Linked DNA regions of Homo sapiens: region 2 is linked to region 1. A link is a loop called in an ENCODE intact Hi-C map of the cell type or tissue named here. Cell type or tissue: PC-3. All regions are shown on one strand. Links, peaks and the distances in the headings refer to the core of each region. The heading gives the core; the rest is flanking DNA. Region 1 overlaps NLGN1 (neuroligin 1). Region 2 has its middle 91 kb from the start of NAALADL2.

What was found. A loop is a pair of places that touch in the nucleus more often than their neighbours do. Peaks named below come from ENCODE experiments on the same cell type or tissue, not always from the same donor. Only the 100,000 strongest peaks of a DNase experiment are listed, where the experiment ranks them.
Region 2: a loop joins it to region 1, with 5 times the contacts of the local background. A loop is called at or near these places in 2 of 110 quality-filtered maps.

What each region holds. Positions count from the first base shown.
Region 1 is chr3:174,121,505-174,129,504 of GRCh38, forward strand. The region is part of intron 4 of NLGN1 (neuroligin 1); the gene reads left to right. Among named protein-coding and RNA genes, the nearest start is that of NLGN1-AS1, 200 kb to the left of the region's middle. In PC-3, for the core only: CTCF peaks have their summits at 3,961 (motif pointing right) and 4,162; DNase peaks (open chromatin) are centred at 3,967 and 6,077.
Region 2 is chr3:174,759,106-174,776,597 of GRCh38, forward strand. It overlaps a transcript of NAALADL2 not described here. Among named protein-coding and RNA genes, the nearest start is that of NAALADL2, 91 kb to the right of the region's middle. In PC-3, for the core only: no CTCF peak of the experiment used is centred there; a DNase peak (open chromatin) is centred at 9,036; H3K4me3 peaks cover 449 bases; H3K27ac peaks cover 1,433 bases.

The DNA.
Region 1 (8,000 bases), core at 1-8,000:
AATGTAATCAGCAATTCTGGCTTGAGCTTCAAGTAGCCTTAGAAATTAGTTCTAAACTAGACTTCCAGCACAGGAAAATAAGAAAAATAATATTTGCTCCATAGCTATGGGCATACAATTTCATTTGGAATAGATTCACTTCTGGATGCTTGAATATCCAGTTCTCATCACTGAATTTTTTATCAAAAAATAAACAATAAGTTTTAACTTTCAAGTTCTTATACCTCCGGTAGCTTACACAATGAGAACTATATACCCATATATTAAAGCGTTCATCATTTAACTTACATAGGATTTTATGGGGACAAAATCGTAAACTAGAATATACTACCAGAACATATGTTTCTAATTTCTTTACTTTGTAGAGCTGAGCCTACATGAGCATATAAATATGAGAAACTGAACTCACTATTCTTGCACTTGTCATTTTCTTCTGTAAATCAAGCAGACTTTTCTGCCTCTAATTTACACCCACGCTCTCCTCCATCTATTCTTTTACTTCATATATGTGGAAAATTTTTCCGTCTTTCCTAAGTAAAGACTTCTCTTTCTGCTCTTTGAAATTCCTTCTCCTTTGGACTGGCTTTCAGTCATACTGTCTTAACATACCCTGTAGAGTTTTTATAAAAATAGATAATAGGAAAAATGAGTAAACGTATTTCCCAAGCCCAATCATATTGCCCATTTTCGATCTCTGTAAAAACATAGTAAGTTGTTCAATGCCATCCGCATCTCATTATTTTCCCCCGTATAGCAGATAACCTCTTTGAGATCAACATTTTTTCACATAAAGTTTTAACCCATTTGGAAGACTGGTTTTCTGCATGTTATCTAAGAGGCTGAGCATGAAGGAAAGGCTTAATAACCATAAAATAAAAATGGCAGGGTCATACAAAGGAACTGTAACATTGCTGCACACTTTCTTGCTTTAACTGAAAGACAGGTTATGTCCTCTGCTAGCTGAAAATCCACCAGGATCCCTTAGTCTTTTATTATCTTCTACCTAGAGGGGGAGATTATTTTTTTCCACCTCTCTGATGACATTTTCAAAATAATTCTTGTTCTGTAATAACCTCTTCAGGGAGAAGGAAAAAATGCAGTTGACGCAGCCTCATGATCATCATGTGGCAAATTTGCCCTTCAGATTTAACAATGACGTTGTTTTTAAGCCAAAGCCCAGAGCTAGACCTCTCAAAGAAAAGATCATTTGCTCTGGTTTTTCCCTCACATGGAAAATCATTTCCTACCCTTGCTTAATTTATGGGTTTTTAATTACAGAGAGAAGATGAATTTTTTTTTTCTCATTCTTAGATCCACTATACCTATCTATGCCGATGTTTTTGGTTGTCAGACATGTACAAAGTCAATTTGTTTCAGCAGCATGCTATTTGTTAATAAAAATAAAATGTAATAATAAATAAATTAATAAATAAAAATTTCCTCTTTAAAATGAGACAAGGAGAAAGCTTTTTTAAGATAGCAAGCATATGTGCAAATATCAGCTGATATATGAACATATCTTGGAACCACCAAGAAGAGGATGTCAAATGCTATCAGTTATGCATTTAGGTAGAAGACAAGTGAAATGTGAAACCATGGATGCTTAATTTAAGGTAAATTCACCTACCACGAGATTTCTGGCATAGACTCCAACTCATCAAGATTCATAATTGAGAATCCCAAAGCAAAGAGCAGAGAGCCATTTGCATGCAGGTTTTGGAGATGAAAACCAGTGACAAAGGCAGAAAAATTAATGGCCACCAGAGTAGCAGAACATTGGGATTTGTTGCTGGTGAATTACAAAAGAGACAGCCGAGAGCCCATGCATCGTCTGTGGTTGTCAAAGATTTCTGCCTGGGAGTTCATCAATGTTGAGTCTGTAGTCAAGAGGCTGTTTTTGTTGTTGTTTTGTTTACCTTTTGTTTTGTTTACAATTCTGCCTTGGGGTTTCTTCCCTGGTTTGGAAACATTCCCTTCACAGTCCCCCATTCTCATAGAATTCTTTCTATCCTCTTGCTTCATAGAGTCATAAATACATATTTTTTTCTTCCAAGCAGTCATAGTGTATTATCTTTCTGTGGAAGTCTCTTAGAATGATTACTCCCTTTCATATATTCCCGCTTCCATTACTGAAGCTCTTGCTTCCATGCCTCATACACTGGTGAATATCATAGCCGGCACCCATTTAATCTATTCTGCCTATAGGTGCCATATTAATCTTCCTGTGAAACTGTAGTGGTCATGCTTTAAAGCTCAAGAATCTGCAGTTATTTCTAAGGCTTCCTTCACTAATCAACACATCTGTTCAGCTTTTAGAACCTCTTATTAATATATCCTATGTACTTCAACTGCCTGCTCCTCCAGATACGTTGATGCATTTCAAGTCTTGTATATCATCATAAACCATTGTGCTGTGGTCTGAATTGTGTTCTCTCAAATATGTATGTTGAAGCCCTAACCTCCAGTGTGACTCTATCTAGAGGTAGGGTCTTTAGGAGATAATTAAGATTAAATGGGGTCATAAGGGCGGGGCCTTACTCTAGTAGGATGGTGGCCTTTTAAGAAGGGGAAGAAAGAGAGATCCCTTTCTGTGAGAATGTTCCCATCTACAAGCCAGAAAGAGAGACCTCAGAAGGAACCAAATGTCCGGCATTTTAATCTTAAACTTCCCAGCCTCTAGAACTGTGTGAAAATAATTTTTGTTGTTTAAGCTACCCAGTCTATGGTGTTTGCTATGACAGCTCAAGCTGACTACTATACATTGTCACTGGTATCATTGTTACTGCTCTGTTAATAGCTACCATTTATTGAACATAAATCCACTGAATATTCCTCCATTCAAAGATATTTCTTGAGCACCTGTTTTGTACAAGCCTGATACTAATTTATGGGAATACATTGGCACTGATAAATAAAATCACCATAGTCCCTGTTCTATGGGAGAGATTAAAATGAAACAAATATATTATAGATTATGTATATACACATATATGTGTATATATATAAGTATATATACATATGTACTTACTTATATACATATACTTATATATATACGTATATATACGTATACACATATATACGTATATATACGTATACATATATACGTATATATACGTATACACATATACGTATATATATAAGTACATACTTATATATATGTATATGTGTATATACATATATAAGTATACACTTATAGTATATACTTATATATTTATACGTATATGTGTATATACATATATTACACACGTATATAAAATATGTATGTATATTATGAATGAGCTAAATGCTGGGATGAAGAAACACAGAATTTTATGGGAGCATGTAACAAAAGGACCAAATTTAGCACGGAGGTTCCTGGAATCTTTTCTGAGAAAGTTTAAGCTAACACTTGAAATTTGACTGTGAATTGACCAGGCAACATTAGAAGGGCCAGCAGATTGAAAGAGCCTGACTCAGGTGCAGGCTTGGGACACTTGAAGAATGTAAAAAATGCTAGTCTAGCTGCAGAATATTGAGAGTGCATGGAGAATGGCATGAGATGGAGTTGGAGGAATATTCAAGTGCCAGATTATAAGGTAGCATTTTAGGCAAAGGTTGAGGTTTTTTATTTGTATTCTAAGAGCAATGAAAAGCCATTCTAAGAGCAATGAAAAGGCTTAAAGTTTAGATATGATCTTAATAGATTTTCAGATTTGAAAAGACTTTTTGATGACTCTGTGTAGGATGATCTAGGTGAAGAAAAAGAAAGTAAGACTCATTTAATATTTTAGCCTATAGGCCATATTGGCTTACACTAGGTTGCAGCAGGGGAAGATAAAAAGTTGAGGTTTGATTTAAAATATATTTAAGAGGAAGTCATAAAAAGATTTCATGATTGACTGTATATGAGCACAAGGAGGTGAAGATTATCAAAAATGATCCCTAGATGTGTGGGCTGAACAACTAGCCAGATGGTGGTGCTGTTTACAAAGCTAGAGGGAAGTAAAGGAGAAGGAGTTTAGGTGGGGGAGCTGTGTGATACAGGGAGTTCAGGTGTGGACATACTCTTCTTAGGATACTGGTAAGATGGTCAAATGGAGATACTGAATAGGCTGCTGCATATTCCAGTTCGGAACTCAAAGAGAGGTCAAAGTCTGAAATATTGCCTAGTGAGTTGGCAGAATATACATGCACATGTCATGGTTGTACATGAGATTGTATACAGAGAAAGTATACGGTGATAAAAGAAGCAGATAAAACTTGGCACTGAGTCCCAAAAGAAACCAAGAGTATTCAAGAGATAGGAAGAAAACTTTTAAGATTGTAGCATCCCAGGCCACAAGGAGTGAGGAATATTTCCAGAGAGTAGTCGTCGGTCACTTTGTCAGAAACTACTATGCGGTTAAGTCATAAAAAGAAGAAAATAGCTGTTAACTTTAACAACACAGAGCTTCTACTTTAGGGCAGACATCATGCAAGACCTTTTACATCTAACTTTTAGTCTCACAGTGCAATAAGTAATATTGTCATGTTGCAGATGAAGAAATGAGCATCTGAGTGCAAGGTCACACATTGAGAAGGAGTGGAGGCAAATCTGTGTTCACCCGGGCATGATGCTGGAAAGAAGAAGCCTTATACTCTGTCACTGCCACTAGAGCCTTCACCTTTCCCTTTCTTGAACTGGATTTGCTGTATTGTCACTGTTTCTTTGTTTGTTTGTTTGTTTGGGCTTTAAAATCAAGGCCACAGAACTAGTTTCTGTTTATTTTCTTATTGCTTTATGTGTGGTAGCCCTGTCTCTCCCATTAGATTTATGAGTTCACTGAGGGCAAGCACCAGACCATAGTGTAGAGGAAAGAAAATATACTTTGCAACCTGACAGACCTGGGTCATAGTTTAAAAATTATAATGTCCATGAAGTGTCTAGAGGAGTGACAGGTACAGATGATCCAAGTGTTGAATGGATGTGACTTTTATTATTTCTGTATATTCCTTCCAACCAAGTGCACTGCAGAGAGTAAGATTAAATATTTATGTAACTTAATTGTTAGGATACCATGTGTGGTAATAAATTCTTCCTCAGTTAATTGTTCCCATCATTATTGTTAATATAGTTTAGGAGTCAATTCACTCTCCATATCAAAACTTGCCTTAACCTGGGACTGAGAAGAGAATATAAAATAAGATACTGTGCCTTTCCTTAAACCTGTGCAAATGCCATATTGGAAAACTAGACCCTTGAAAATCACCAACTACTGGAGGACAACTTCTGTGATTTTTCTAAGCTGCCTTTTCCATGTACCTAATCTAGCACCAGATACATGGTATTTACACAATACTTACTAAAAATAAATAAATAAATTTGTTGTTAATGAAGAGGAGATTTCTTGGCTCCCAAAGACATTAGAAGCTTTTTTTCTGAACTACAAAATGTCATGTGCTAGCATGGCATGCTAACTTCTTAACTATTGCTCTAAACTCTATTGGTAAGATAGATAGTTAGATACAGTTTATACACTTGCACAGTAGGGTATATCTCACCATTTTTTCCAAAAATGTCATGGGGATAATATGATTTTATAGGTTATGTTTGACACCAAAAGAAGCTAAAAATGTTTCCTAGACTGAAGCTGAGGCTTAATAAATATTTTTACCATCATGACTCATCAAGCTTAATATCTTGGAATACTGTGTGAGAAATCTTATCTAAACAGTTTAATCATGCCCAAGTGTGTGGTAGTTTGATAAGATCAAGTAATGTAGATATTTAGAAACTTCTAAATTATCTGTATTCCTCTCCTTTCAACCTTTACTAGTAGAGTGGAACCATGTGATCCAAGGGTGTGGTTATTTTCTATTATTTAAGCATTGTAAGGACATAATATTTTAAAGCCACTTGATTCTATGTTATCCTGTTGTTATTTTCTGGCAGATTTTTTACTCGTAATAGCTAATTCTTTTGACATAGTAACAATAGCCCCTGCATTTTTTGCATCAGGTGTAGGGCTCTGAAATAGTAATACTCCCTCCTTCTTCCCATATTCCTGCCAAACTCGTCTCTTCAACATTCTTAAATGTGTCGGTCATACTACCTTCACCTGAAATGTCACCCTCCCCATGCATCCTGCTGTAGAAACTCCTCTCCTGTCAAGGTTCAGTTCCAATACTAACCCTTCAAAAAAGGTACACGTAGCAGGTACTTAATAGAGGCTTGAGTTGAGTGTAATAACAGCTGGCAATTTTCTTCCCAACTTTATCCTTCATGTATTATTTGAAATGCAATAAGTTGGGTCCATTTAAGGTCTCTTTCTAGAATTTGGGTGCACACTGAAAGTATATTCCAGGCATCACAAACACAAATGTTTATAGGGACAAGGCAGTTAAAATAAATTAGTATAGTGAGCCTGGTTGTCTGAATATAATATAGGGGTGGTGGGGGCTATGATAAAACTAAAGTACAAAAAGCTGTGTACAGAAGCGGCTTCTGCTAGTTCTAGCTGATTTTTGCCACTTTGTTCTGTCATTTTCTCAATGTGTACAAAAGTGCCCATCTCTCAATGAGAATTTGTTGAATGAGTCACTGAATGAATGACTTAATGCTAAATGAGAAACCATTGCTACGAAACCTCCTAATTTTCCAATACATAAGAGGAATATGAAATTTTTATTGGAAACACTCTCAATTTTTAATTTTGATAGTCCCCTAAAACAAAAGGTCTTTTTTGACCAAATAGATTCACACGCTAAGCTTAGCCTGAGAGCCAGCAGGAATGCTACCTATCCTACATTCATTTTTAAGAGGTAATTCATTTCTAATAACTTTGTAAAGGTGTAATAATTTAAATTTGACTTCCAGCTTCCCTCCAGCTGGAGTCATGAAAAATAGTAAAATAATAATAGAAAAGATAATATGTGGGATAGATAAGAATTAAATTTTAACGTTTTCTGAAATATTTTCATTTGGATCCTTACTTGATCCTTACAACGGCTCAGTTGAATGGAAAGAAAGTAGCTTTCGCCTCCATTTTACTGCCTTTGAATATATCCAGTCTCTTTACTGCTGTTCTGATTGAATGGCGATTATTTACTGACCCATTTTAAAAGCAGCCCCAAAGTCCATGTAGTTCTCATCTTTGTACATTTAGTCCAAGTGACTGACCTTAGACAACCCATAGTGAGGGTGCTTTTACCTTCTCAGTTGGTAGCTTGTAACTTGTCCATTTCGGGACAAGCTATTTCAGTGGGCTTCATAAAGGAGACACCTGCCTGGACATTCAGGAAGGCTGGGTTCTTTAGATATGGTGCTGCATAAAGCAACCCGAAAAGAACATCATAAAGCCTGTCCTGATTATCAATCACCCTCCTCACTGCTTCATCTGGAAAATGTGTCTGCCTGCCAAATACAGCAGGCCCAGGAAATCAAAATAGAAATGGGAAACAAAGGAAATTAGAGAGAGAAATTTCTCATCAGAATGCATCCTTGTCCTGTGGAGAGCAGAACGTTGCATCTGTTTGGGTCATTACCTGGACATTATAGGTAACAAGCTTCAATTAAAACATGTCCAAACATGTATGGTTAGCCTGTTGTCAAATCTGGAGATAAGAGCCCTAACACAAGCAGATAAGTAGCGTATAAAAGCCTTGTCTTGCCACTCCTTACCAAACCCTCATTTGGTTTCAGAAATATCAGTCGGCTAGGGAAAGTTTTTATCCTCTACATTCAAGACTTAGAAGTGTTGAGGCCCAAACGATCAATTTTTTGGCTCATAATTTAAAGAGGTAAAAATCTCGTTTTGTATGGCATAGATGAATAAATGTGATTCAACTCACCACCTGTTGCTATATCTATCTCCCCCCACCCCCGGTTTACAACACACACACACACACACACACACACACACACACACACACACACACTCATTCATTCATTCTACAGTATCTAGGAAAAACATATGAAGTGGAGCTGAAAAAATTTACAATCACAATCTATGTTTATTTTTAGGAAAAGCTCAGAATTTTTC
Region 2 (17,492 bases), core at 4,884-12,883, 640 kb after region 1:
AACTAGAAGAAATCTGTTTTGCATTTATGCTACCAAAATTATTTGTGTATTTTGGCAGCTGGAATTAGTCTCCTACTTGCCTTATTTTATAATGGCTGCACTGAATGCTGTGTTGTTAATTTGCATTCAGATACTTTATCTGGAGTGATTCAGATGTTTTAAATGGATTTGCTTTTAGATAGGAATAAAAAATCATGTACCCTTTTCACAATTTACATTAAAGACCCAGATACAAATTTGTTTGCCTGTGCAAACTCTTCCCTTGCTTTTTAAAAGACAAAATTCTCATTTCCCACCTAGATTGATTTGAACATGGTGCATTGCCTTATTAATTGGTAAAAATGCAGATCTAACGATGCTTGTGTTTCCTGCTTAAAGCATTTTTGTTAGCTCTTGCAAAAGAGGAGTATACAAAATGTAGAAGCAGGAATTATTTGTATTATACACTTTGGTGGATTAGAGGTTCATTGAAGATTAGTTTTCAATTAAAATATTTATCTTCAATGAATAGATCTGTTAGTAGAAGCTTAGAATTAGTACCAAACCAAATCTACTAACATGTTTCTTCTCTGATACTATCAAATACAATACAAATCACTTTTTTTTTTTTTTGAGATGGAGTCTTGCTCTTGTTGCCCAGGCTGGAGTGCAACGGCATTATCTTGGCTCCCTGCAACCTCCAACTTCCAGGTTCAAGTGATTCTCCTGCCTCAGCCTCCCGAGTAGCTGGGATTACAGGCACCTGCCACCACACCCAGCTAATTTTTGTATTTTCAGTAGACATGGGGTTTTGCCATGTTGGCCAGGCTGGTCTCGAACTCCTGACCTTGTGATCTGCCCGCCTCTGCCTCCCAAAGTGCTGGGATTACAGGCATGAGCCACTGTGCTCGGCCCACAAATCACTTTTATTTGGCTAATGTTTCACAGTACACAGAACATTCTCATGGATCTTATTTAATCTTTCCAGTCTCCTGTAAAGTAGATAGAGCAGGCAGTAATTTTCTTCCCATTTTATGTATGCAAGGAAACTGATTGTCTGAAGTATTAAGCAGCAAAAAAACAGTGGAAGAGCCACAGTAGGTACCCATAGGCCTAGTCATTCAGGTGTCTCCTCCATATCTCCATGCTGGTGAAGACCATTCATGGCACCACACTGCCATCATTCCTCTACTTGTTTGCAAAGAAACCTTCCCACCGAGGAGGAGTGATAGTAATTTTTCAGTGAAATATGAAAAGCCAGTTGAATTTCTTAACCTAGTGGTAAATTTTCCAGGTCAGCCAATACATAATAGAATACATTGGCTGGATTTGCTCATACAAAGGAACCATTCATTCATTTCATTCATTCAATGGAATACTGCAATAGGGACTGTGGACAGTCCAGACAAGTAAGCCCTAGATTTAGTGGGATTCTTTGATTTGTTTTTAGATTTATTCATGGTGGAGAATTTAATTACTGATATGTGATAGCATCACTGAGAGCAGGCAGCAGGATTTGTCAGGAAGGCAGGTCTCTACTGGATGGCCACTGAATGGCCTCTGCTAGGCTCTTGCTGTCCTTGTTGCTGCTTTCTTTGTGCATAGGTTAAGTTTATGATTCAGCCATTTCTAATGTGTTTGGCTGTGACTCGGAGTTGGTAATGTAATGAACATTAGCATTCATTTCTGTCTGAGAAGAAATTTGTCTTTGTCACAGCTAGTTAAACCAAACACTTGTTTTGAATTCGGTTCAATTACCTTAGTTGTTTCTTTCAATTTACTTCCAACTTTTATTCTTTGTGATTGTCCAAGTCTAGCAAATGGGGGACAAAGAGAAAAGAAATTGTCTTTTTTGGGCAAACCTAGTATGTGATCTTTTAATTCCTAATGATCCCCACACAGCTGATGCAGTACACAAGGATTATTCACAGGCCCATTAAACTTAACTTTCTCTTTGCAACCTCAGATCCAAAATCACTTCCATAGTAGTGCACCCTGTAGTCTATTCCCTAGTCTCACATGTCATATTGACTTTAAACCCTTCTACTTCTAAAGAAAATAATTGTTCCAAGTGAATGGTTCTATATGAAAATCTATTTCCGAGTGCCTAGCAGTATCTATCTTATAATGACAATTACATTTGATTATTCTGATTTGGCAATTTTCATGGAACCCCTAATTATGGAATATCTTTTTAAAGATTTTTAATATTTTCTTCACATAGATGATAATTAAAAAAACTAACAAAAGTTTGAATAGTAACTAGAAAACAGAAAGCTATTTTAAAATAAAGTCTTAAGTGTAAAATAAAATATAATTTAATGTCTTACAGTAGAAAAATAGTATATTAACTCCATATTACATGATACATAAAAATGGATCACTTACAAGGTTCTTGAAGCAAATTTCAGGAACGTAGATGACTTAGATTATCTGTGTAAATGGTCATATGTATTATGCTTAGCTAACCAAGAGAGTATAAAGGATCCTATTAGGTTGGCACAAAAGTTTTTGCAATTACTTTTTAAGAAAAATTTTTTTATTATTATACTTTAAGTTTTAGGGTACATGTACACAATGTGCAGGTTTGTTACATATGTATACATGTGCCATGTTGGTGTGCTGTACCCATTAACTCGTCATTTAGCATTAGGTATATCTCCAAATGCTAACCCTCCCCCCACCCCACGACAGTCCCTGGAGTGTGATGTTCTCCTTCCTGTGTCCACGTGTTCTCATTGTTCAGTTCCCACCTATGAGTGAGAACATGCGGTGTTTGGTTTTTTGTCCTTGTGATAGTTTTTTGCAATTACTTTTAATGGCAAAGCCTGCAATTGCTTTTGCACCAACCTAATGTTATATTTGAATTCTCTCATCTGTGCTGCTCTTTAGAAGCAAATAATGTTTAATATTTTAGAGTTATACATCTCTGGGCTGGTATGTTCAATGTCATGCCTTCCAAATCCATAGTTACATATATCATGTATTTTTTAAAGCTATATTGATATTGATTTTTTCTATTTTTTGATGAAATGAAACAATGTATCTGGGGAAGTGATTTTTTCTATACGTTTTCTTGCTTTTTTTTCTTTTGAGACGGAGTCTCGCTCTGTCACCCAGGCTGGAGTGCAGTGGCGCCATCTCAGCTCACTGCAAGCTCCCAGGTTCACGCCATTCTCCTGCCTCAGCCTCCCGAGCAACTGGGACTACAGGCACCCGCCACCACGCCTGGCTAATTTTTTGTATTTTTAGTAGAGACGGGGTTTCACCGTGTTAGCCAGGATGGTCTCGATCTCCTGACCTCGTGGTCCTCCCACCTCGGCCTCCCAAAGTGCTGGGATTACAGGCGTGAGCCACCGCGCCCAGCAGCATTCTTAATACTTGTTACCATGTTCCGTATAAAGCAAAACTTTACATTAAACATTTGATTCCATTAAATTAGCTCCTTTCCCTTCTTCCTGGGCTAGGATTAGGTCAATCCCAGCTATTTATGGAAAGAAGGGAGTGGAAAAAAATATTGAAATACTTGGAATTTCAGAGTGTTCTAAGTCAGACTTGGGGCCCCATGGTGGGTGATGTACTTCAAAATACAAAACATTGCCCCAGAGTCATCCTGAGGCAATTCTGCAGCATCAGCTTCTAGCATACTAAAACTTACTATTTAGAAAATCAGCGTGATGGGTATACTCATGAAATACCAAATAATAACTTTAATATTTGCAACTACAGTGCCAATAATAAAAAAAAATCTTAATTACATGGAGCTTGAAAAATTAAAACAATCAAGAACTTTTTTACAAAGATATCTTCTTAATAATTGAAATGTATCTTTATAATGTATAATTTACAACATAATATGTATCATTGACAATGTAATATTTGAAGCTTCTTGATGTAAGTGGGAAGTTACAAATAATAACTGTAAATAAAGGAGATGGAGCCACAATTTCAGCAAAAATTAATCAATGTACAGTTACTTTGCTCCTAGTTGTGTTTGAGTTACCACATTGGATCCTATTATGAACTCACTAAAATATTAGGTTAACCTTATTTTACTAAAAAAAAAAGTTCTGTATTAACCTGTAAATTTGACTATATCCTGAAAATAATTATGAATTGAAATTTCCAATCCTGTTCAGAGTGATATATGAATATAATAATTAATATGATGAAATTTCACAATTTTATGTACTGAAGAAGATTATTCAGATACAAAAATGTTGGCCGGGCGCAGTGGCTCATGCCTGTAATCCCAGCACTTTGGGAGGCTGAGGCAGGTAGATTATGAGGACAGGAATTCAAGACCAGCCTGACCAACATGGTGAAACCCTGTCTCTACTAAAAATACAAAAATTAGCTGGGCGTGGTGGTGCATACCTGTAATCCCAGCTACTTGGGAGGCTGAGGCAGGAGAATCGCTTGAACCCAGAAGGTAGAGGTTGCAGTGAACCGAGATTGCGCCACTGCACTCCATCCTGGGCTACAGAGCGAGACTCCATCTCAAAAAAAAAAAAAAAGACTAAAATGTTGAAGTAGCATTTCTCACCAACTCATTTTTTGATTGCAGCAGACAAAGTTCAGTGAATTTGCAATGTATCTAGTGTTAATGGGGTAGAAAATGAAAAATAACCATAAAAATGGTCAAGCTGATGAGAGTTGTAGAGTGAAATGATTTGAAATTGGATTTATAAAGATCTATACATCAGTTTTCTTTTCTGGTTAGAAAACTAAAACCAAAACAAAACAAAAAAAAAAAAACAAACAAAATTTAAAAAAGATTAAAGTCCCAAGCAGTTTTAAAGCCATAAAATTTTAGAAATGGTGTGTAACCAAAGTTAACCAATCAGCCTTCTTCCTCTTCCTATTTTAAATGAGGAAACTGAGGCTGAGAATGAGGAAATAAATCATAGAGTTTTTAAAGAAAAGACTGAAATCATATAGGTCAATCTGCTCTTTGTGATTCAGAGAGATTGAAAGATTTCAAAGGAACACAAAGGTATTTACTACCCAAGCCAGGACTATCCACTGGCCACTTTCTTTCTGCTATCAACTATTTTTTAAACCAAAATTTGGATTAAACATTATTCACTCACATGCTGGGTGCTGAGTAGAATGACCCAATGATAATTATTGTACCACAGCATGTACCTGTACTGCAGTTCATGATCTTTTGCTTCAATTCATAGTTTTAAGCTAGGTAACTTTTGTGTACCAAATGTACAATTCCCTTTCTTGGGACTTAAACAGCAAAAGGTGCCGGGTGCAGTGGCTTATGCCTGCACTTTGGGAGGTTGAGGCAGGTGGATCATGAGATCAAGAGATTGAGGCCATCCTGGCCAATATGGTGAAACCCTGTCTCTACTAAAAATACTAAAATTAGCCAGGTGTGGTGGTGTGCACCTGTAGTCCCAGCTACTTGGGAGGCTGAGGCAGGAGAATTACTTGAACCCAGGAGGTGTAGGTTGCAATGAGCCAAGATTGTGCCATTGCACTTCAGCCTGGCTACAGAGCGACACTCTGTCTCAAAATAAAAACAAACAAACAAAAATAAATAAAAAGCAAACAAAACAAATATCACACTGCTATTTGAAGATCAAGATTGAAAGTTAGCTCTTAAAGATGTATTTACAAAAACATTGATTATTAATAAAATTGGCTACCAGGTAATTTTTGGGTTAGATGAGAATAAGGACCTGTACTCTGGCAGTAATTGTGGGTTAGAGAGGAGGAGAGAAATAAGACAAATCATTAAACAGAAGTAGAAGAGAGGTGGACTTTTTATAGTATAAGTCCAACTAGAAACAACCAGGGAAAATTTATTTGTATGCTGAAAAATAATCTGAAGCAATTAGAGACAAACATTGTTACAGAGAACTTGGAAGTTATACATGTACATGTTACTTTCTACCTTTGTTTTTTTTTCTATTTCTGTGACAGCATTAAAATAATACAAAGAGACACTAAATAACCAAGAAAATAAAAGTCAACCAAGTGATTTCACTTAGACTGGATAAAATACACACAGAAATACACACACATACACACACACACACACACACGAGAGAGAGAGAGAGAGAGAGAGAGAGACAGAGAGAACAAGAGACAGTGGTTGGTTATTATAAAAGTTCAGTACTAGAACCCACTTAAAGATATTAGCTACTGCACCAAATTGGGAAGGTTATTTAAATAGTTGCAATGAGGAATACACATTTTTATTGTGAAATATTAGAGCTTATGTTGTCATCTAAAGTCTAGTAAGAACAAGTTTCATTACCAGCATAGAGAGAAAATGTTTAGTTTTATATTTATTACTAAATAAGTAATAGCATTCTTGTCTTCTTATCATATTTATCTCCTCTACTATCCTTGTCTCCTTGCACTTGGTTTTATGTTAGGTGGGCAGTTTCCTGTAGTTTTCCAGTTTTCAAAAACTTGCCATTTTCACTATGGGCCCTGAAGAGGTAGGTTATATATGAATACCAGTCATATTTGTTTCTTTTCTAGGTTAGTTGACAACAATGTTGCTTATCTTCAAGATCCTTAGGAGTGAATCCTTGTTATTTATTTTTTGAATACAGGATTTATTTTTTGAATACAGGATTTAGGGCAGCTTTGCAGATAATACAGGTTTTTATATTATTCAGTAGAATGCCATTTATTGACAAAATGATAACATGAGAAAGTGTTTGCATTATTTTTCATCACTTGAATTTTCACACCATACAACAGCTGCCTGTCAAAATGAATGTGATATCCTCACCTAACACTGTGCCAGTAAAAGAAATGATAGAGGAGCAAGAAAGTCCACTTAGTACTGTGCACCAAACTCTATGAGTAATTGACTGTTGCCGGCTTGAGTGATACACACAAAACCCTTGGAAACAGCAACCTTATTTTCACTGCTAGGTCTACCTAAGGACCATTTCAGATAAACACCCCTCAATAGTTTTAAAGATTTGGCATTTTGTTCACAATTTTCTAGATGATTAATGTGTTTCATTGGGAGCTCTAAAGGAAAGAGACTTCTGCTTTCTCTGGGGAATGCCTCTTTATACCACCTTTCCCTTTCTTATCCTATTTGGATGTCATTATTCAATGTTTGCATTCACTTCTGATATCATGTTACCTTATTGGGCTGGTTTTGTCTTCCAGAAATCAGTCACTGTACTTCCTTTGATGGGGCTGTTGACCCACGAGGCATGGAATTTTGAAGTGACCATTTTGAAGTAGTCATTTTAATGTGTCCTGACAGCTACTGGCATTTTTGATCTTCACCTTATCTCTCACTGGATCTTTGAGGGTCAATGCTTTCTTCAGTGTATCGCTCAGGCTCTTGCGAGGTGTGAGTCAGAAATGAAATACAGGTATGGGATGGGTGAAGGTGTCTGCTGTGCACATTATGTGTCAAGAAGCAAAGCTATAAACTTAATAGTTTCTTTTTCAGGCAACATCAAAGGGCACCTTCTTCAAAAGAGCCTTAACAAATGCCTGTACCATGTAGGCTACTACTATGACATCTGTTTTTGTTGTTATTTCTTTCTACTATTATCTTTATTTAAACACTAATTGCTTCTCTATTATAGAATTGGAATCTTTTTATCTGTTGTAGATTTAGAGTTCTACCTTTGCCTTATTTATTTAACAAATATTTATTGAGTAACTACCTTGGAGCAGGCATTATTCTAGGTAGTTGGCACATATCAGGGAACATAACCAGCAAAATTTCTTGCCCTTTGAGAGCTTACATTCTAGTAGGGGTTAGATATACAATAATATATTGAGGACTAAGCAGGCTGAAATTTCTTTACTATCTGCGGATCTTGGGCAGAGCCTGCATGGACAGCTGTGCATTTTGTGCCCTACACAATTCCTGGGTGTGCCATTCACCTATTGTCCATGTGAATGGCACTGCCTAGAATTGTGTCATGGACAACCTGTGCAGCCCTGGGTGGTAGCCCTGGTGTTGCACCAGGTTTAGGCAGAGGTAACAGCCTTTGGTTCAGTCTCATATGGCCTCCTGAGAGTGAATAGGCCTGAGTTTTCTGAGGGATTTGGTTGAAAGATTGGTGAAAATTAGCACAACTGAGCACTTCAGTGGTTACAACTAATATAATTAACAGTTGATTGCAATGAAGCACAGAGTCGATTTAATAATAAATGATATCAGAGCAGATTAGACCTTTCAAATCTTCCTATATCCTGTTAGGAAACATAATCAAGTTTGTTGCATGGTTAAGTTTTCTGTCTAGTGTGAGATTCTTTTATTAATAGTTACCCTTACCAGACTTTTACCAGGAAACACATCACTCTAAACTTAATTACAAAACTGCCTTTATCAGGTGATATCACCTGGATCTAACATTCATGTTCCGAGGAGAATTTCTTATTGCCCATTAAATATCATCATGCTGTAGCACTCAAACGTTATATGGTGTCTACTAGATAGGCTCTTGCCAGTCACTGTCCACTGATGTTATGACGCTCACAGGAAGCTATTCACTAGCTTACCCACGCCAGAAGGATTGACCTAAGTAATGGGGCCATGGCTTACCACATTTACGTACAAGAGACAGTGCCTGATATTGGGACATGTTCATGTAAATGAACTTTCTCTTGGAGCTTTTATTTTCTGGTTCTATTTTCTCAATTCTCCAAAAATAGATTATCAGGAATATCTAAACTCAGAACAACTGCTTATCCTTTTTTATATGTTTATATGTTTGTTTTCCTGTGAAGTTCCTCATAGAGAGTTGAATGAATGAGCAAAGAATGCAAAGAGAGTTGTTCCATTGAATGCGAAGTACAAGAGGTTATGTCAATGTTCAAAACTGAGAGGTTTGTGGTTACAATCTAAGCCAGCAAATAGAGTAGCTGAAAATTTAACAGAAATACGTAAGTGAAGAGGCCTATTAGAAACTGTTACCTCAATTCGAATATGTGACATTTTGATGTAGGTTAAATAAACGTACTAGGAGAAGCAAGTCACCCAAGCAAGTTGGTGGAGGTGGGGAAAAGAGGTTTTGGAGAACATAGAAACCCTTTCTGGCAAGTTATAACTTATTTACTTTAGTGTTAGTAATTTCGTTTTGCTTTCTTTGAGTTGGAGGATGATAAATTGTTTTGGAGAGGAAGTGTTTTTACTGGCAGTCAATTCAGTGAGTAAATCATATCATGAATTCTTTTATACTTAAGTAAAATTGGATAATATATAATAATATCTTTAGCTGGGAGGCAGTACAACTTAGTGGTTAAGAACATAACCTTTTGAGTGAGATAGAGCTGGGTTTGTGCTTTAACTCTGCTAGTTATTTTTGATTACCTTTGGCATTAACTCTGAGCCTAGTCTTTTCATTTATAAAGTAGAAATTTTAGTCCATAATGTAGGTATGTTCTGTGGATGAAGTCAAGTAATATAAGGCACCAACTCCAGTGCTTGACTCAAATGACATGCTAAGTTGTTGCAATTACAACTATTTACTTATTTGGAGATACATTTAGTAGTTTTAAAAAATAATCCCTTTTTATCAAGGAACAAATTAGGCAGATTATACCTTTTTGTCTATGACATGAGCAGATTATAAAATATGGTTAAAAGTTTGAATAAATTTGCTAATCAAAAAGGACTGGTTTTTCTTGGTGAAAAGAGTTTTTAAATAGTTCTTTTAATTATTGCCTTATGCCAATACCAGAAAATCATACATTTGATTGAAGTTTTGTACTTTATTGTCATATAATTGAACTTTTAGAAGTGCTTGCTTGTATCTCTATTTTGATTTTTAATTTTGCCACTGATTTTTTAAGTCCTTTGTATTCACAATTTAATGCTATTATACATTTAATAAGTTAATATAGTATGCCTTTAATTTCATTAACTTATCGCTATGGGTTGCTTTTCTTTTTTTCTTTTTAAAATTTCAGGTTGAATGGTTAACATTGATTTATTTTAATATTTATTTTAAAATAGAAGCAGTTAAATATATAAAATAACATCTAACTTTGGTTCCTTGAATAAGCACTGGAAGATAATTTTTTAAATGTTCCATTTTCGCTAGTCTATATTATTTCCTTTGATGCCTTATTTTGTGGTTCCTATGGTTTTATTGTTATTGTCTCTGATATTTGTTATTCAATATTCAAATGCATTTTAAACTTGTAGTTATATTATGCTGCTTACAGAAAATGCAGCCTAAAACCTTGTTGTTCAGGTATAGTTTTTTTTCTGTTTTTCTTTTTTCACCTGCGTGGTATGATAAAGGTTAAATCTTAGTCATGTTTTAGCATATTTGTGAAAGAATTTCCTGCCTGTGTTGTTTGAGTGAGGTGAGGAATTCAGTTACACATGTAAACTACTTTTTATAAAATATGTATTTAAGTAATTATTAGCATACCTAGTAATCTTTTTTCCTTACTATTACAAATATTTTAAAGGGAGAAAGCGTCTGGATTTATTAAGGACAATAGCTGGAGTATTAGAACATTCTAAATTATTTTTATTTTTATTTTATTATACCTTTCATTTTTATATTTTATATGATTTGCCCTCTATCATAAAAATACAATGAAAAAGGCACAGAAAATACAATTTGGAAATTTCTATATTCTGTTTTCTCCAGTAACATATTTTTTTTCTTCTAAAGGGCCTTCATGTCACACTTTTGAAAACAATTAAAAGTTTTTTTCTCTTTTCTTATATATTCTTTAATTTTATTTATTTCTTTAAAAACATTATTTTAAAAATAGCTACAATGTTTATACCAGATCTAAACCCTGTTGCCTGTTTTCTTACTATAGATGTTAAAAATCTTTTGGGTTTTCAATAACCAAATTTTAGGTCATAGAGGCCTCCATATTTTTGGCATAAGATAGTTATATATGCTTTTTCACAAATAATACAATATATAATATTAGATGCCCATCTTTAGAAATTGCATATCAATGATGAAATTTTCTATGAATTAATATTTAAAACAAGAAGTAATCTGTTATGTCATATCCATCAACTCTTTCAGCAAAATTGTAACTCTTACAGACACTCATGTACACAAACACACATGCATGTACATGAAGAGAACTGTACAAATAATACACAAGCTTGTCTCAGAAATATTCTGACTGTGAGTTAAAACAAAGGGAATAAAAACTTGATATTAGACTTTATCTGCACTCATGGTGCCTGTCAATTTAGAATAGGATCTAATAGGTGACAAAAGTGATATGTAACCAATTTTTATCAGAGTAAACAAATATAAAGATGTTAAATTGGTGAGAACAGTACTGCCTTGGAGTTCTGAAGGCCTGAATTCTATTTTTTGGTGAACTTGGGTTATTCTGTTACTTCTCATTTGTGAATAGGTATGATTGGTAATCTTTTATAGGTTAATTGATTGTATTAGTGAAAAAGCAATGCAAAATGCGAGCTAACATAATTCAGTAGGTTTTTGTCTTAAGGAATACATAAGTTCTATTGAGAAATAAATATTTTTTGGTGGCTCACGCCTGTAATCCCAGCACTTTGGGAGGCCGAGGTGGGCGGATCACGAGGTCAGGAGATCGAGACCATCCTGGCTAACACGGTGAAAACCCGTCTCTACTAAATGTACAAAAAATTAGCTGGGCTTGGTGGTGGGCACCTGCAGTCCCAGCTACTCAGGAGGCTGAGGCAGGAGAATGGCGTGAACCGGGAGGCAGAGCTTGCGGTGAGCCGAGATCGTGCCACTACACTCCATGCACTCCAGCCTGGGCGACAGCAAGACTCGGTCTAACAAAAAAAAAAAAGAAAAAAAAAGAAATACGTATTTTTTATTTCAATTGTTTATGGGTACTTAAAATTGTTAACTCATAGTTTTACTATTCCTTTTGTCACAATTTTCCAAGTTATATGTAGGAATCAAGCCTTTTTGTTAAAAGATAATAATTGATAAGTTTCAGTCTGAGCTTTGTCCAAACTAGAATTAATATACAAATTATGAAGTCTGAATTACTGAATTTCTTCGATGTTCAAATATCTGGGTGTCTATTTCTATTACTTTGATCATTCATTCATTGTGCTTTCTAAATTAAATACATTCTGCCACCCAACACACTTTTGGGTATCAAGGATATAGATTAGAGGCAAAGCATCTGATCTCTAATGGAAGAGATATAAACATTTACATTTAATTGAAATACACAAAATTCAGAGTAAAATCAAAGTATAATAAGAGCACCTCCACTGTATCTGAGGAGTTAGGTAAGGCTTCAAGCTAGAGGTGATCACAGAAGTATATATTGATAGAAAATAACTAGCTTCTATTGAGTGCAATACGAGGTTTTACCCAACAGAAGTGCAGTACTAGGGACATGGTTGTTACTGAATGAGGAAAAGATAGGGAGGGTAATGTGCTGAGGTACAAAGGCATACAAGAGCATGGCTTGGTTAGGGTGTAGAGAGACACTGGGTATTGCTAATGTGTCGGGTGCATGAGCTTTGGTAAAGGAATGGCGAAACATGCACATCGTAGAAAGAAGTAAATTGGAGCCTGATCCTAGGGATTTCTGTGTTTTGCTAAAATGTTTAGATTCCATTCTACACACAAACTAGACCCAAAAGATGCATGGAAGTAGGAGAGTGAAAGCTCTGACTTACTGTTTAGAAAGGTATCCATGAGTATGGTACAGGGGAAGAAACTACTGGAGTGATTATTGTAAGAATACAAGGTAATCAAACTCTGATGGAATTTTGTGGGGAGACTTAAGTGGAAAATTTCAGACATTTTTAGGGTAAAACTGACAATGACTAACTGGCTTTGAAAAGTGATGGAGAAATAAGGAAAAGGTTATTCACTTTATGCACATACTCAACTGTTCATTCTTACTCTTATCAAACATATGTGATCAGGCATTGCTCTAGGTATGGGAGATACAAAGACAAATCAGACACATTTTTTTTGTCCCTAAAAAGCTTATTGCTTGGTGTTTTTCTCAGGGACATTTTAGTTTTGATGATCATTGGTAATTGATGAATATTTTTCTGATACAAAGGAAATGACTAAGCTTTCCCAAAATATAGAAATAAATCAGTGGGTTAATTCTAATTATTTTCTTGAAATCTTCAGTCCTTTGTAATTAATATATTCAATGTCATTGGACTAGGATGCTACTCTCTGTTTCTACCTAAATGACTTAGAAAATAAAAATATGTGTGTAGGGTTTTTCCAGCATAATTTATTACTACATTGGAGAAAAAGAGAAATGTATTACCTCCCAGATTTTCACTGTGGTTTTATTTTTAAAAATTGTAGATTTAAATTGAGTGGAGAGGATGTTAATTGGTGTGCAGATTTCAAAAAATTGTCTATAATAGGATGCTAATTGGTGTTTTCCTTAAAGAATGAATTTAAGGAAATGTGATTTGAAAAGTGTAGTGCTCTTAATCTCACTGATCCAAGTAGCAGAGACTATTGATTAAATAAAATAAGCAGTTTTGATTGTTTAACTGCAGGCCCCATTCTGAGAAACCAGAATTAAATGGTGGTAATAATTACATGACTTAAAACATCATAATAACTCTGACCTAACTATAGGTGTACTCTTATAAAGATTAACTCATTAATTTACGTGAATGAAGTCTGCGTTCTGGTATTGATAGGTGCAGACAGACACAAAATGATATAGTAGGTGAAAGTTAAGGTGGAAACACAAGAGAGGAACCCATGAAACAATTGTGAAATGACCTTGTTCATGTCAGTATCATCTTCTGATATAAAGTTCTAAAGTGCAATCTGACAGAGAATGTGGCAAAAATCAAACATTAGGATGTTGTGCACTCTAGAGAGTAATTCTAAAAGGTGTTAAAGGAATTAAAAAATACAGGGATGCCATCAGTCCAGTTCTGAATGGCAGCTAATATATGAAATTATGGAGGAATATGTAAGATGGAATAGCCATATAGTCTGGGAATAGTGAGAACAAAAATAATGCTGAGACACAGGAGAGTATGAAAGCTGTGTGTGCTGACCTAAAGTGACAGCAGTCATGCAGATAATTACAAAAGAGAAGGACAGGTGACAGAGAGTGAATGGAAAGAAGGATGGGTCTTGAGAAGTCTATTCAGTAATAGAGGTCCTTGGAGAGACCAAAGTGGCTCTCAGGCCTGTTAAAGTATAGAAATAGAGAGGAGAAGGTATCCTTGGAATAAAGACAATATCCCACAAGCTAAAAAACTTTTCTCTTTCCTGTTGTTAGTTAATTGAGAGGTGTGAACCCAATTCAACATCACAGTGGAAGCCTAGTGTATAATCAAAGACAGACAATGGAGTGATCTACCCACGAATTCTGCAAGGACTGAGCTTGAGTTTGCCATCTGAGATCCTGGGGAAGAGGGCTTAGATGATAGACTCTCCATCCCTTTAACTGAGAATAAGGTATACTCCATGCTAGTGATGAGACTTTCATAGAAGTGGTAGCTTAGGCAGAACTATGAACATATCTAGTTAAAGTTTGTGGTGTGTGCCTTCAAGATATACTTAAATTTTTATGTTTAGGGTTCCAGAGAATAAATGTCTATCTCATATATCAAATATTTCCAGGAGTTATGAGGGGAGAAACTAGCGGTAAGTGGGCAAGAGAAAGCTTTCCATCAACACTTATTTTGCGTTTTAGAGTACCCAACGTTTAAAGTGATGCACAGTATTGTTAAATTCTTTCCTTTGAGAGCCTCACGTTAGGTAGGTGTACTTACTTTAAATAGTCCAACAATGATTGTCCCTTTATTTCTTCCCTCCTCTCAGTTCTAGCTGCTGAAGTGATGGAGAGTGAGAGAGTGGATGAGAGGAGTAATGAGCACATTTCTCTTAACTTTGTAAATTTGAAATTCTTTCTTTTTCAGTTTCTATTTCCCCTCTATCACTGAATTTTCATGATTGCCTTATGAAGCAAGTGTCTTAAGACCTCTTCCATTGGGTACACTTATGAGTTATTCACAAGCCTTTCCATTATCTCTCTACTGTACTCTTTTCACTATCCCACTTTCCTTGCTTCCAGTACTATTCCTCTAACCCACAGCTCCTAGTTGTTGGAATCCCTTTGCCCTGCATATGGCCTTCTTATATGGGATTATAACCAATAGATACTACCTTAGCTACCCTCTGTGGCATTCATGTGGTCCATCAGAAGCTCATAAATTCTCACCATGTCAAATGGTGGAAATGTGCCCTATCATAGTTCTACCATCTCTCTGCAGTCCTCTTTCTCTACTTCTTAGGTAGACTCACGTGCAAATCTGCTGGCTAACTGCCCAAATAGACATCTAACTAGGGAATGAAAATGCCTGAATCCCTTTCCTGAGGGGACCCCTTAGAGTTGGTCAGCCATACCTTCACATCTTGACTTCGAGGAGAAACAACAGCCTTTAATAATGAACCAGTACATCCCAGAAGACAGAGGACTTGAGGACAACCCTGTTTCTTCACAGATTCTACAGAGGAAGTGTCACGATAGTTGGTAGTTGCAGTGACAGTTTGGCCTCATCTTACTAAGTACATGTCTTTTTCCTGCTTTAGCAGACCCATGGGGAGTTTTCTTTAAATGGGGGAATACTTAGCATCTTTGGCAGTTCTGCACCAAGAGGAAAAGTCACATGACATGCTGTTGCAGGTACATACTTACATACACACCTACAAATACAGTAGATTCTGAACATCTTCAGCTATTTTAATCACAAAAGTAATAGAAATGTAAACTTCTAAGTAATGAGAGATCATGCTCTCAGAGAGCCTTGGCTTTTCACTTTGCCCAACCTCAGGTTAAAACCTTATGATTACACTTTATCTGGATTTAATTTAATGATTTTACATACTTGGCTGTTGGTTTTTACTTCAGTTCTCACAAACGGAAAAGTTAGGCTGTTCTGCTTGTACCCTTGGAAATGACAACTGTCAGTAAAAGATGGACACATGTCTTCGCACAGTTCCTGAGTGCCACTGTTATGAGTATAATCTGTTTAGAAAAATAGGAAAGTATACATAAAAATGCTTTACTAGTATATATATACATATATATGCTTTAATGACCCTATTGAGATAATTTATATAATATGATATTCATGTATTTGAAGTATGCAGTTCAGTGGTTTTTATTATATTCACATAGTGCAACCATTATAACAATTTAATTTTAGAACATCTTTCTCACCTCCCCTAAAAAAAATCCCACATCCATTAGCAGTCACTCCCCATCTCCTCATAACTCTAGCCTCTGCAAACCACTAATCTACTTTCTGTCTCTATAGTTTTGCCTATTCTGGATATTCATAAAAGTGGAATAACAATACAATATGCAGTCTTTGTTGGCTGGCTTGTTTCAGTTGGCATGTGTTTTCAAGTTTCATCCATGATATAGCATGTATCAGTATTTTATTAATTTTACTGCTGAAAAATATTACAAATCACTTGTAAAACCTTTCTATTGCAAGTTGGGTTCTCCAGGAAAAATTGTAGAAATGCAGTTAAGCATGCAAATGTTTTATTAGTAAACCAATGGCTTGTTAAAGGAAAAGAGTGGAAGCAGGATTGAATAAGTCCCTCAGGCCACAGTGCAGATCTCCCCACAGGGTCCTCCAGAACAAAGGTTGTCCACTGGAGGAATCCTCCACTGGGAGGAAATGACCAGGCTTTTGTAGTCCTCCCTTGCACAGTTGTTGGCCAGGACTTGCCCTGATAATAAGGTGACCTCAGCTGGAATTTGAGGCAGAACCAGATAAAGTTATCAGCTGTTACCTCACCACATTCCTTGCAGCTGGACACGAAGTCTTTCCGTAAAGGGCAATCTGAGTGTTATACGTAACAAATATGGCTAAAATAAGCACCTCTGAAAAACAGCTTTAGTTATCTGGACATAGACACTGAGGATGCTGACTTTAAAATGTCCTACTATTGCATATTTATTTGTTGTCTTCTTTCCCACAGCAGTTTTTTGAAGCAGAAGCTGTTACTGTTTTCCTTTTATGTCAACTTTCTTCAAATAAGAATCTTTATACACAATGGGAACTCAATAAATGTTGTTGGTTGACAAGCCTAGCCAAGCAAGACAAATATTTCTTATTTAAACCTGAAGTTTTTCTCTTTTGGCATGCAATAAAACAGCCCAATACCTCCCTAACATCAACAATACTCTAAGAAGTTCTGTAGGATTACAAAATGCATGAAAATTGGCCTGAGGCTGTTGAGTGACTTCGCAAAGTGTATACGATCTGGGTAATGATATCAGAAATAGAAACCATGACCACTCACAGCACACTCATCCAGCAGTGAATGGCCCTGTTTAGGTAATAAACTTTACAGACTCACAATTCTGTAAACGCCACACCTCCACAGTTCCAGAGACACTTCTTATTGAAATCTTATGAATAACATTGAGCCATATACTCTATCGAGTCCCTGGGTGGTGCCTGAAACCTTCCCAAATTCTGCATACCTCATTGTGAATTAGGAAACTAATCTGTACTCCATTAGCCATGAAATTTGCCACTTAGAAAA